Regions from separate parts of the Homo sapiens genome. Here region 1 is linked to region 2. The links are chromatin contacts, found by Hi-C or POLR2A ChIA-PET in ENCODE. All regions are on one chromosome and are shown on one strand. The core of a region is the stretch at or near the end of the contact, and the rest is flanking DNA. Distances in the headings are between cores, read along the strand shown.

What was found. Hi-C counts contacts between places; a loop is a spot of excess contacts on that map. ChIA-PET counts read pairs that join two places held with the same protein, here RNA polymerase II (POLR2A). Pooled maps may share reads with other maps.
Region 1: a pooled map of posterior vena cava shows a loop between it and region 2 (18-fold over the local background). The contact joins the promoter of SPNS3 here to the enhancer-like site in region 2. A Hi-C loop is called at or near these places in 1 of 168 maps with a recorded cell type or tissue (left colon) and 2 of 50 pooled maps. POLR2A ChIA-PET finds 5 or more read pairs at or near these places in 3 of 52 experiments (HEK293, IMR-90 and OCI-LY7).

What each region holds. Positions count from the first base shown.
Region 1 is chr17:4,429,387-4,435,788 of GRCh38, reverse strand. SPNS3 (SPNS lysolipid transporter 3, sphingosine-1-phosphate (putative)) reads right to left here and starts at 1,849. Exons shown (of 12, transcript NM_182538.5): 1 at 1,623-1,849. The coding sequence starts at 1,821. RefSeq lists an enhancer at 1,133-1,787.
Region 2 is chr17:4,394,803-4,401,300 of GRCh38, reverse strand. No RefSeq gene overlaps it. Among named protein-coding and RNA genes, the nearest start is that of UBE2G1, 31 kb to the right of the region's middle. RefSeq lists enhancers at 4,067-4,836, 5,174-5,253, 4,837-5,607. Within about 2 kb of position 5,185, at least 6 of the 41 ENCODE cell types and tissues checked have a DNase peak (open chromatin) inside an H3K27ac peak, as active enhancers do; they include OCI-LY7, where a contact is called at or near this core.

The DNA.
Region 1 (6,402 bases), core at 600-3,099, 38 kb before region 2:
GGCCCCTGATCAGTCTTGAATGAATGAATGAGTGAGTGAGTTAGTGAATGAGTGACAGAAGACAGAGCAGGTTGAGCCCTGAAGCCTGCAAGAAGGAAGGCAGGACGTGTGAGGTTTGCGAGCAGCCTGTTGTCCTAGAAACACAGCCAGCAGGAGCTATTCTTGTCTGGCCCAGGCTACCCTGTCCTCCACCTAGAACCTGGGGGCCTCTGCCTGGAAGTCCTGCCTGCTGTCCTCACCCACCCACCCCTCATTATGTCTCTGGCCCCACCCCCACTGTGCCCTCCCTTAATTTTTAAAAAATATTTATTTATTTATTTATTTTTTATTTTTTATTTTTTTTTTTTTGAGACAGAGCCTTGCTCTGTCGCCCAGACTGGAGTGCAATGGTGGGATCTTGGCTCAATGGTGGGATCTCGGCTCACTGCAACATCCACCTCCCAGGTTCAAGCAATTCTCTGCCTCAGCCTCCCCAGTAGCTGAGATTACAGGTGCCCGCTACCATGCTCGGCTAATTTTTGTAGTTTTAGTAGAGACGGGGTTTCACCATGTTGCCCAGGCTGGTCACAAAGTCCTCACTTCAAGTGATCCGCCCACCTTGGCCTCCCACAGTGCTGGGATTACAGGCCTGAGCCACCGCACCCAGCCCTAAAATATTTTTAATTTTTTAAATAGAGACAGAGTTTCGGCTGGGCGCAGGGGCTCATGCCTATAATCCCAACACTTTGGGAGGCCGAGGCAGGCGGATCACCTGAGGTCTGGAGTTCGAGACAGCCTGGCATACACGGCAAAACCCCGTCTCTACTAAAAATACAAAAACTAGCCTGGCATGGTGGTATGCGCCTGTAGTCCCAGCTACTCGGGAGGCTGAGATAGGAATCGCTTGAACCTGGGAGGCAGAAGTTGCAGTGAGCCGAGATCGCGCCACTGCACTCCAGCCTGGGCAACAGATTGAGACTCTGTCTCAAGAAAAAAAAAAAAGGCCGGGCACGGTGGCTCATGCCTGTAATCCCAGCACTTTGGGAGGCCGAGGCGGGTGGATCACCTGAGGTCAGGAGTTCGAGACCAGCCTGACTAGCATGGTAAAACCCCGTCCCTACTCCTCCTCTACTCAAAATACAAAAATTAGCCGGATGTGGTGGTGCACGCCTGTAATCCCAGCTACTCGGGAGGCTGAGGCAGGAGAATCACTTGAACCTGGGAGACAGAGGTTGCAGTGAGCTGAGATTGCGCCACTACACTCCAGCCTGGGCGACAGAGCGAGACTCTGTCTCAAAAAAAAAAATAAATAAATAGAGACAGAGTCTCACTATGTTGTCCAGGTTGGTCTCAAACTCCTGGGCTCAAGCAATCTTCCTGCCTCAGCCTCCCAAAGTGCTGGAATTACAAGCGGGAGCCACCATGCCCAGCCTGTGTCCCTTCTTAGTTGAGGCTGGATTGGGAACATCAGTTGGTCCTCCCCGATTCGAGCACAGCTGAAAACCACCTCTAGAGGTGAGAACACCAGAGATGGGCCCAGGAGCAGAAAGATGGGTGATGGCTGGAAGGCCACCATGGATCTGCAGCCCCTGGCTGGTGGGCACAGCAGCAGGTACTGCCCAGGGTAGCCATCCCCTCCTCACCTGCAATGATGAACCAGTTCATGTAATTCAGGAGGTTGATGTAGCAGAGGACGGCGGCAGCCACGTAGGCCCTCCACGGGGGCAGGCTCCAGGAGGTGGGCGTGATGGGAGGGGGACACTGCCTGCCTGGCCCTGGGGACTGGCCCTGCAGACCTCCTGGCCCAGGCTCAGGGCACTCCGCTGACATCCCCCCAGCCATGCCAGCCTGCAGCTCTTGGCCTGAGACTGGCGCCAGGATGAAGCAACATTAGCTCAGCACGAAGTCACTTCCTGTGGGGTCCCAGGCTCCAAACCTCAAAGCACCTGCCCTAACTGTTGGGCGTCTTATCGCAGGTTCCTCCTGACCCCACGGCAGCTTCACCAGTGCGATTTCCCCATCGTCAGCCTCTGAGACCTGCTACGGAGGACAAGGGCTCCTGGCACCCCCACCCTGGGGACTGGACAACTCTGTGGTCCCCTTGATCTAGCCTGCAGCTTCAGTGGCTGCAGTGAGGAAGGGAAGCTTCCAGGGCAGGAAATGAGATGAGCCTCCCAGAGTGCTGCTTGCTGTGAGATGGTCTAGCTGCCCGTACGGGACTGTGAACCAATGCCTTGAAGCCGGGGCAAATGAGGAAGGCTGGGCATTGGCCAGGACAGCAGCATTGCACTCGACTGCCAGGCAGGATGAGCACCTACCCAGGATCTAAGGTCCTTCCCGGAAAAACAAAGGTAGCAGAGGGGGCTGCCTACAAGAAGACAGCCTGTGTGCAAAACTCATCAGTGGGGGCTAAATCTGGGGGGAAGACTTCAGTGAGGGGGGAGGGTGTCAGCACGGTCACGAAGCATCTCTTGATAGATTGCTTATTAGTAACAAAAGGAAAAAGAGTAACTATACAGTAGAGGAATCAGACATCTTGACCAAGGGGTTAAAATAAATCACCTGTGAGAGGCAGGAGGGTGTCGTGTGCCTCCAGATGTGAAGGTCTTCGCAGGTCACAGCATCATCTATGTGGCATTCCAGCCAGGAAGGCACAACCGGAATCTCATCATGAGAAGACATCAGCCAGACGCGGTGGCTCGCACCTGTAATCCTAACACTGGGAGGCCAAGACAGGAGGATCATCCAAGCCCAGAAGTTTGTGACCAGCCTGGGCAACATGGTGAAACCCCATTGCTACAAAAATACCAAAAAAATAAAAAATTTTAAAAAAAAATAGCCGGGTGTAGTGGTGTGCGTCCACAGTCCCAGCTACTTGGGAGGCTGAGGTAGGAAGGATCGCCTTAGCCTGGGAAGTCGAGGCTGCAGTGAGCCATGTTCGTGCCACTGCACTCCAGGCTGGGTGACAAAGCAAGACCCCAACTCAAAAAAAAAAATTTTTTTTTTAATTTTTAAAATGAAAAAACATCAGACAAGCCCAAATTGAGAAACACTATTTCTTTAAAGGGACTGTATATTGAAAAATGTCAGAGTCATGAAAGACTAAGAAAGACTGAGGGAGCTAGGCGTGGTGGCTCACGCTTGTTATCCCAGCACTTTGGGAGGCCGAGGCAGGTGGATCACCTGAGGTCGGGAGTTCAAGATCAGCCTGACCAATGTGGAGAAACCCCGTCTCTACTAAAAATACAAAACTAACTAGGCATGGTGGCAGGTGCCTGTAATCTCAGCTACTCGGGAGGCTGAGGCAGGAGAATTGCTTGAACCCGGGAGGCACAGGTTGTGGTGAGCCAAGATCACGCCATTACACTCCAGCCTGGGCAACAAGAGCAAAACTCTGTCTCGAAAAAAAAAAAATATTCTGAGGGACTGTTTTGGATTAAAAGCAACAAAGAGACAAGATAGGCCAGGCGCGGTGGCTCATGCCTGTAATCCCAGCACTTTGGGAGGCCCAGGCGGGCGGATCACGAGGTCAGGAGTTCGAGACCAGTCTGGCCAACATAGTGAAACCCTGTCTCTACTAAAAATACACAAAAAAGTAGCTGGGTGTGGTGGTGTGCACCTGTAGTCCCAGCTACTCAGGAGGCTGAGGCAGGAGAATCATGTGAACCCGGGAGGCAGAGGTTGCAGTGAGCCAAGATCGTGCCACTGCACTCTAGCCTGGGTGACAGAACAAGACTCCGTCTCAAAAAAAAAAAAAAAAAAAAGAGAGACAAGACAATAAGACAATTAAGAGCAGTACAGGATCCCAACCTCGCTCCTGTACTGGATCAACTGATAAAACTGGATCAGGAAGAAATAGCATATCAGCATCTGTGAACTATGGTTATGTAAGTAAATAAGTAAATATCCTTATCTGAAGTATCTAGAGGTACAGGGCCATGATTTATGCCACTCATTCTCAAACGGTTCAGGAAAAAATATTAGATATGTATAGTAAGAAAACAAATGGGGCAAATATTAATAATAGATGAATCTGGGTAAAGATTATAAGAGTTTCTTTACGCTATATGATAAACTTTCTATAAGTTATAAATTATATCTAAACAAAAAGTTAAAGCATAAAATGACAAACCAATTTAAAAATGGGTGAAGAGCCGGGCATAGTGGCATGGACCTGTAGTCCCAGCTACTCTGGAGGCTGAGGTGGAAGGATCACTTAAGCCTGGGAGGTTGAGGCCACAGTGAGCTATAATCATGCCACTGTACTCCAGCTTGGGCAACAGAGTGAGATCCCATCTCTAAAGAAAAAAAACATCAGGGGGACAAAAATGGGCCAAGGAGTTGAACAGACATTTCTCTGAAGATATACAGGTGACCGACAAGCACATAAAAAGATGTTCAGGCTGGGCACAGTAGCTCACGCCTGCAATCCCAGCACTTTAGGAGGCTCAGGTGGGTGGATCACAAGGTTGGGAGTTCGAGACCAGCCTGGCCAACATAGTGAAACTCCATATCTACTAAAAATACAAAAATTAGCTGGGCGTGGTGGCATGTGTCTGTAATCCCAGCTATTTAGGAGGCTGAGGCAGGAGAACTGCTTGAACCCGGGTGGCAGAGGTTGCGGTGAGCTGAGATCACACCACTGCACTCTAGCCTGGGTGACAGAGCGAGACTTCATCTCGGGGGAAAAAAAAAAAAAGAAAGAAAAATGTTCAACATCACAAGTCATTAGGAAAATGGCAGATTGAAGCCACCATAAGATATCAGTTCGTACCCACTAAGACGGCTATAATTTTAAAAAGAGAGAGAGAGGAAATAACAAATGTTGGTGGAGAGATTGAAAGCCTCATGCATTGCTGGGAATGTGGAGTAAGGCAGCCGCAGTGGAACAAAGTTTGGCAGTTCCTCCAAAGGTTAAACATAAAATTACCATATGGCCCTGCAATTCCAATCCTAGGTATATATCCAAAAGAACTGAAAACAGGCCAGGTACAGTGGCTCACACCTGTAATCCCAGCACTTTGGGAGGCCGAGGCAGGTGGATCACGATGTCAGGAGTTCAAGACCAGCCTGGCGAAGACAGTGAAACCCTGTCTCTACTAAAACTACAAAAAAATTATCCAGGCACGGTGGCAGGCGCCTGTAATCCCAGCTACTCGGGAGGCTGAGGCAGGAGAATCACTTGAACCCAGGTGGCAGAGATTGCAGTGAGCCTACATTGCACCACTGCACTCCAGCCCGGGTGACAGAGTAAGACTCTGTCTCAAAAAAAAAAAAAAAAAAAAAAAGAATTGAAAACAAAGACTATTTTGAGCCTCTAATCTCAGCACTTTGGGAGGCCAAGGCAGACGGATCGCTTGAGGTCAAGAGTTCAAGGCTGGGCGCGGTGGCTCACACCTGTAATCCCAGCACTTTGGGAGGCTGAGGCAGGTAGATCACAAGGTCAGGAGATCGAGACCATCCTGGCTAACACGGTGAAACCCTACCTCTATTAAAAATACAAAAAGTTAGCTGCGCATGGTGGCGGGCGCCTGTAGTCCCAGCTGCTCAGGAGGCTGAGGCATGAGAATGGCATGAACCCAGGAGGCGGAGCTTACAGTGAGCCAAGATCACGCCACTGCACTCCAGCCTGGGCGACAGGGTGAGATTCCATCTCAAAAAAAAAAAAAAAAGAGTTTGAAATCAACCTGACCAACATGGTGAAACCCCGTCTTTACTAAAAAATCCAAAAAATTTAGCTGGGCATAGTGGCACACACCTGTAGTCCCAGCTACTCGGGAGGCTGAGGCATGACAATTGTTTGAACCCTGGAGGGAGAGGTTGCAATGAGCCAAGATGGGACCACTGTACTCTAGCTGGGGCAACAGAGCAACTTTGTCACTCTGTCTCAAAAAAAGAAAAAAAAAAAAGAAAAGAAAAGAAAACAAAGACTCAAACAAATACTTGTACATAAATGTTCATGGCAGCACTGTTCATAACAGCCAAAAGGTGGAAACAGCTTAAACGCCCATCTGATAAATGGGTCAAGAAAATGTGGCATAATCATACAATGGAATAGTATCCAGTCATAAAGAGGAAGGAAGTACTGATTCATGCTACAACACGGATAGACCTTAAAAACATTATGCTGGCTGGTCACAGTGGCTCACGCCTGTAATCCCAGCACTTTGGGAGCCCGAGGCAGACAGATCACCTGAGGTCAAGAGTTTGAGACCAGGCTGATCAACAAGGTGAGACTCCATCTCTACTAAAAATACAAAAATAATCCGGGTGTGGTGGCACCGCACTTGTAATCCCAGCTACTCAGAAGGCTGAGGCAGGACAATGGCTTGAACCTAGGAGGTGGAGGTTGCAGTGAGCCGAGATTGTGCCACTGCACTCCAGCCTGGGCGACAGAGTGAGACTCCGTCTCGGAAAAAAAAA
Region 2 (6,498 bases), core at 3,936-6,435:
GCGGAAGCCTGTAATCTCAGCTACTTGGGAGGCTGAGGCAGGAGGATCGCTTGAATTTGGGAGACAGAGGTTGTGCTGAGCCAAGATCATGCCATTGCACTCCAGCCTGGGCAACAGAGTGAAACTCTGTCTCAAAAAAAAAACAACAGATTCTCTTTATCCCAGAAAGTCTCCTAGACCACGGGTAACTGCTCTTCTGACTTGTAACACCGTAAATGAAATTTTCGTCTTTTTGAACTTCATGTAAAGGCATCATACTACGTCTGTATTAATCATACTGTGTATATGTATTTCTCTCAAGGATATCTGTGAGATTCATCCACATTGTTACCTGATTCAGATCTTTTTAAAAATTTTTTCTTTTTTTTTTTTTTTTGAGACGGAGTCTTGCTCTGTCACCCAGGCTAGAGTGCAGTGGCAAGATCTCCACTCGCTGCAACCTCTGCCTCCCGGGTTCAAGCAATTCTCCTGCCTCAGCCTCTCGAGTAGCTGGGATTACAGGTGCCCGCCACCATGCCCAGCTAATTTTTGTATTTCTAGTAGAGACAGGGTTTCACCATCTTGGCCAGGCACATCTCAAAACTCCTGACCTTGGCCGGGCGCAGTGGCTCACGCCTGTAATTCCAGCACTTTGGGAGGCCGAGGCGAGGTCAGGAGATCGAGACCATCCTATCCTGGCTAACACGGTGAAACTCCGTCTCTACTAAAAATACAAAAAATTAGCCGGGCGAGGTGGCAGGCGCCTGTAGTCCCAGCTACTCGGGAGGCTGAGGCAGGAGAATGGCGTGAACCCCAGAGGGTAGAGCCTGCAGTGAGCTGAGATCGCGCCACTGCACTCCAGCCTGGGCGACAGCAAGACTCCGTCTCAAAAAACAAACAAACAAACAAAACAAAAAAAACCCTCCTGACCTTGTGATCCACCTGCCTTGGCCTCCCAAAGTACTGGGATTACAGACATGAGCCACCTCGCCCAGCCTCTTTTTTTTTTTTTTTTTTTGAGACAGAGTCTCAGTCTGTCGCCCAGCCTGGAGTGCAGTGGTGCAATGTCGGCTCACTACAACCTCCGCCTCCCAGGTTCCAGCAATTCTCCTGCCTCAGCCTCCTGAGTAGCTGAGATTATAAGTGTGTGCTCCATGCCTGGCTAATTTTTGTATTTTTATAAAGATGGGGTTTCACCATGTTGGCCAGGCTGGTCTCGAACTCCTGACCTCAGGTGATTCACCTGCCTTGGCCTCCCAAAGTGCTGAGATTACAGGTGTGAGCCACCACACCCAGCTCTAGATAGCCTTTTAGATACAAATACTGCCTTAGTCCGTTTGTGCTACTACAGTGGAATGCCTGAGACTGGATAATTTATAAGAAACAGAAATTTATTTCTCATAGTTCTGGAGGCTGGGAAGTCCAAGATTAAGGTGGTGGCATCTGGTGTGGGCCTTCTTGCTGTGTCTTCACATGGCAGAAAGCAGAAGTCAAGCAGGGACAAATGCTGTGTTCTCACATGTCAGAAGAGTGAAAGGACAGAACCCACTTCTGTGAGCCCTTTTAATGGCAGCATTTATGTATTCATGAGGGCAGAGCTCTCATGACCTAAACACCTCCCACTAGGCCCTACCTCCCAACACTGTTGCATTGAGGATTAAGTTTCCAATTCACCAGGTGTGGTGGCTCATGCCTGTAATCCCAACACTTTGGGAGGCCGAGGTGGGCAGATCACATGAGGTCAGGAGTTCAAGACCAGCCTAGCCAACATGGTGAAACCCTGTCTGTACTAAAAATACAAAAATTAGCCAGGCATGGTGGCAGGCACCTATAATCCCAGCTACTTGGGAGGCTGAGACAGGAGAATCTCTTGAACCCGGGAGGCAGAGGTTGCAGTGAGCCAAGATCACACCATTGCACTCTAGCCTGGATGACAAGAGTAAAACTCCATCTCAAAAACAAAAACAAAAAAGTTTCCAATTCATGAATTTTGGGGAACACACTCAGACCATAGCAAATATACTACAATTTATTTATCAATTATCCTATTTCCAGTTTAGAGCTATTAAACAAAACTGCTGCAAACAGGCTGGGCACAGTGGCTCACGCCTGTAGTCCCAGCACTTTGGGAGGCCGAATTGGGTGGATCACTTGTGGTCAGGAGTTCGAGACAGGCCTGACCAACATGGTGAAACCCTGTCTCTACTAAAAATAAAAAAAAAATTAGCCGAGCATGGTGATGCACGTCTGTAATCCCAGCTACTCGGGAGGGCTGAGGCAGGAGAATCACTTGAACCCGGGAGGTGGAGGTTGCAGTAAGCTGAGATTGCACCATTGCACTCCAGCCTGGGCAATAAGAGCAAAAACTATGTCACAAAAACAAACAAACAAACAAAAAACTCTGGTCTTTGCACAGCCAGCTTTGCGTGAATTACTCTTTCTCCGTTGCAATTCCCCTGTCTTGATGAATCGGCTGTCTAGGCAGCGGGCAAGGTGATCCCCTTGGGCAGTTATACAACCAGCTTTCCATTTTGCAAACAGTCTAATGATCTTTACTTAGATTTTAAAAATCCTGTTTGACAATGATTATCTAATATATTTTTTTCATATCAAATGTTTCTATCCAGTGGGAATCTCTGAACTGGATTTTTCCAACATTATCTCCCTTTGCAGCAAATTTGAAATAAAAAATTTTAATCTGTGGTCATATAAGTACATCTTCTCACGTCCTCTCTTCCCACCACCTCTGACACATACCTACACTTTGATGATTATTATTATTATTTTATTTATTTATTTTGAGATGGAGTGTCTGCTCTTGTTGCCCAGGCTGGAGTGCAGTGATGCAATCTTGGCTCACTGCAACCTTCACCTCTCCGGTTCAAGCGATTTTCCTGCCTCAGCCTCCCGAGTAGCTGGGATTACAGGCACCAGCCACCATACCCAGCTAATTTTTGTATTTTAGTAGAGATGGGGTTTCACCATGTGGGCCAGGCTGGTCTTGAACTCCTGACCTCAAGTGATCCACCCGCCTCAGCCTCCCAAAGTGCTGGGATTACAGGCGTGAGCCACCTGCCCATCCAGAACTACAATTTTAGAGAGAGCCACTCACAAGAGAAAATTGGGCAAGGAAAAAAAACTAAAATTTTCAATGAAGAAACTAGAGGGTAGGGGTGGGGAGGCATATCCACAGCCTCATCTTTTTTTTAAATATTTCTGAAAGATCCCCCAAGGTTCCTTTAACAGTTTCCTGGCACTCCTTAAACCCTGATGGCCTAAGGCCGGGTGTGGTGGCTCATGCCTGTAAGCACACCTTGGGAGGCCGAGGTGGCAGATGACCTGAGGTCAGAAGTTCGAGACCATCCTGACCAATATGGTGAAACCCCGTCTCTACTAAAAATAAAAAATTAGCTGGGTGTGGTGGCAGGTGTCTGTAATCCCAGCTACTCAAGAGGCTGAGGCAGGAGAATCGCTTGAACCCGGGAGGTGGAGGTTGCAGTGAGGTGAGATCGTGCCACTGCACTCCAGCCTGGGAGACAGAGTGAAACCCTGTCTCAAAAAAAAAAAAAAAAAGAAAGAAAAAGAAAAAGGAAGAAAAGAAAAGAAAAATGGCTGGGCACGGTGGCTCACGCCTGTAATCCCAGCACTTTGGGAGGCCGAGGCGGGCGGATCACAAGATCAGGAGTTCGAGACCATCCTGGCTAACACGGTGAAACCCCATCTCTACTAAAAACACACACACACAAAAAAAATTAGCCGGGCATGGTGGCACGCACCTGTAGTCCCAGCTACTCAGGAGGCTGAGGCAAGAGAATCGCTTGAACCCGGGAAGTGGAGGTTGCAGTGAGCCAAGATCACGCCATTGCACTCCAGCCTGGGCAACAGAGCGAGACTCTGTCTCAAAAAACAAAAACAAAACCTGGTGGCCTAAAGGGCACCCCACCTCCTCCCGCCCCCTGCCCCACATGGCACGTAAAAAGGGGAAGAAAAACTCAAAAGCCCAAGTAGTCAGCAGTCTCTGCCAATGGCAGATCAAAACAGCAGTAAAAGATCTGCAACCAAACGAGATTTGATTTACATAAGTCTCATTTTGATCATATTTTCTCCAGCGTCTTACCCCACCCTGGACTCCCCCGGCAGGTGTCCCAAGCCCCTCCCCTCCAGTTTACTCCTAACCCATCTTGAGGGCCTGGGCTCCCAGTTCCCTCCCTCAAAGGATCCGTCGTCTTTCAGACCCTCCCTGAGAGCAGAGACTGGTTTACACCGCCTGGAATCCAGTCCAGCAGGTGGTGTCAGGAACTGTAACCGATGGCATGTTCGCCAACACTGGGGTCCTGCAGGCAGAGCTGGAACTGGCCACTGGGACCCAAGCCCTCTGTGCGCTGCCCAGACCCACGCTCAGAGCCTGTGACTTCAGGACCCTCATCTAGAAGCTCCTGGAAGTTGGCCCAGAAGGATCTGCCCAGCACCCACCCACCCACCCCAGCCATGTCCAGTGGGAGCACAGGAAACGTCCCAGGGTCTGCAGAGGGATCCTACAGACCATTCTCTCTCCCATCTGCCTTCTTTTTTTGTTTGTTTGTTTTGTTTTGTTTTTTGAGACGGAGTCTCGCTCTTGTTGCCCAGGCTGGAGTGCAGTGGCGCGATCTCAGCTCACTGCAACCTCCGCCTCCCGGATTGCAGCGATTCTCCTGCCTCAGCTCCCGAGTAGCTGAGATTACAGGCATGTGCCACCACACCCGGCTAATTTTTTGTACTTTTAGTAGAGATGGGGTTTCACCATGTTGGCCAGGCTGAGCTCCTAACCTCAGGTGATCCACTTGCCTCGGCCTCCCAAAGTGCTGGGATTACAGGCGTGAACCACCGCCCCGGCCTCCTTGTGCCTTCTTTGTCATTGTAATTAACTGCTGGGGATACCTTTTGTTAACGGTAGAAAGTTATGCAAATGACCGAAACTGGTATTGTTATTACTAAGAGGCGCTGGGTTTCAAAATCACTTTGAATATTCTAGCACCGAATCTTGTCTGTCCTGTGCCTGGGGGCCTGCACACACTGTCTTTTTCCTCCTTTGTGAACGGCAGGGTTGAGGCCTTCCTGTTCGAGAAGTGGGTGGTTTGCCAAGCTACCTGGGGTGTACATAGAACTTGAACTTTGGAGTCAGACTGGCAAAGGCTGGCTGCTTCCCCTGCGCCTTGGTTACCGTTTGTCCTTACACAAGTCACTTGGCTTCTTGGAGTCTCAGTTTTGTCATCTGTGGAAGAGGAGTGAACACCCTCCTTAGAGACAGCTGCCACGGTGACCATCTGCGAGCTGATGGAGGTAGAGTTCCTGGTGCCCTTTAGGGTGGCAGTTGTGTCGGTACTCCCGAGGACCAGGACCAGGTGGCCGTGGCTGTCTGGAACTGCTACGGAAGAACGGGCAAGGCTGCCAGATTTCGCAAATAAAAATACATGCACACGGTTAAATTTGAATTTCAAATAAGCAGCTAAATTTTGTTGTATAATTATATCCCATGCAGTATTTGGAATATACTTATACTGAAAAATTAGTCGGGCGTGATGGCTCACGCCTGTAATCCCAGCACTTTGGGAGCCCAAGGCGGGCAGATCACCTGAGGCCAGGAGTTCGAGACCAGCCTGGCAAACATGGCAAAATCCTATCTCTACTAAAAATACCAAAATTGACCGGTGTGGTGCTGCACATCTGTACTGCCACCTACTTGGGAGGCTGAGGAACGAGAATTGCTTGAACCCGGGAGGCAGAGGTTGCAGTGAGCCTCAATCGTGCCACTGCACTCCAGCCTGGGCAACAGAGCGAGACTCTGTTTCTAATAACAATAATAATAATAATAATTCCTTATCTGAAATTAAATTTAACTAAGTGTCCTTTTTCTCTTTCTTTCTTTTTTTCTTTTTGAGACAGGGTTTTACCCTGTCACCCAGGCTAGAGTGCAGTGGTGTAATCATGGTTCACTGCAGCCTCGACCTCCTGGGGTCAGGTGATCCTCCCACCTCAGCCTCCCAAGTAGGTAGGACTACAGGTGCAAGCCACCATTCCCAGCTACTTGTTGCTTTTTTAAAAATTTTTGGTACAGATGGGGTTTCGCCGTGTTGTCCAGGCTGGTAACTGAGTGTTACTGTATTTTATCTGGCTATCCTAAGAAAAGAGGTTAAAGTGCTTAGAATGGGGGTTCTTGCTGCCCCTGAGAGATATCTTCATTTGGGATTGGCAACTGTGGGAGAGAGAGGGCAAGAGCCACTGGAATAAACATGGGCCAGGGAGGCTGAGGCAGGAGAATCCTTTGAACCTGAGAGGCGGAGGTTACAGTGAGCTGAGATTGCGCTACTGCACTCCAGCCTGGGTGTCAGTGTGAGACTCTGTCTCAAAGAAAGAAAGAAAGAAAGAAAGAGAAAGAGAGAGAGAGAGAGACAGAGAGAGAGAAAGAAAGAAAAAAGGAAGGAAGGAAGGAAGGCAGGAAGGAAGGAAGGAAGGAAGGAAGGAAGGAAGGAAGGAAGGAAG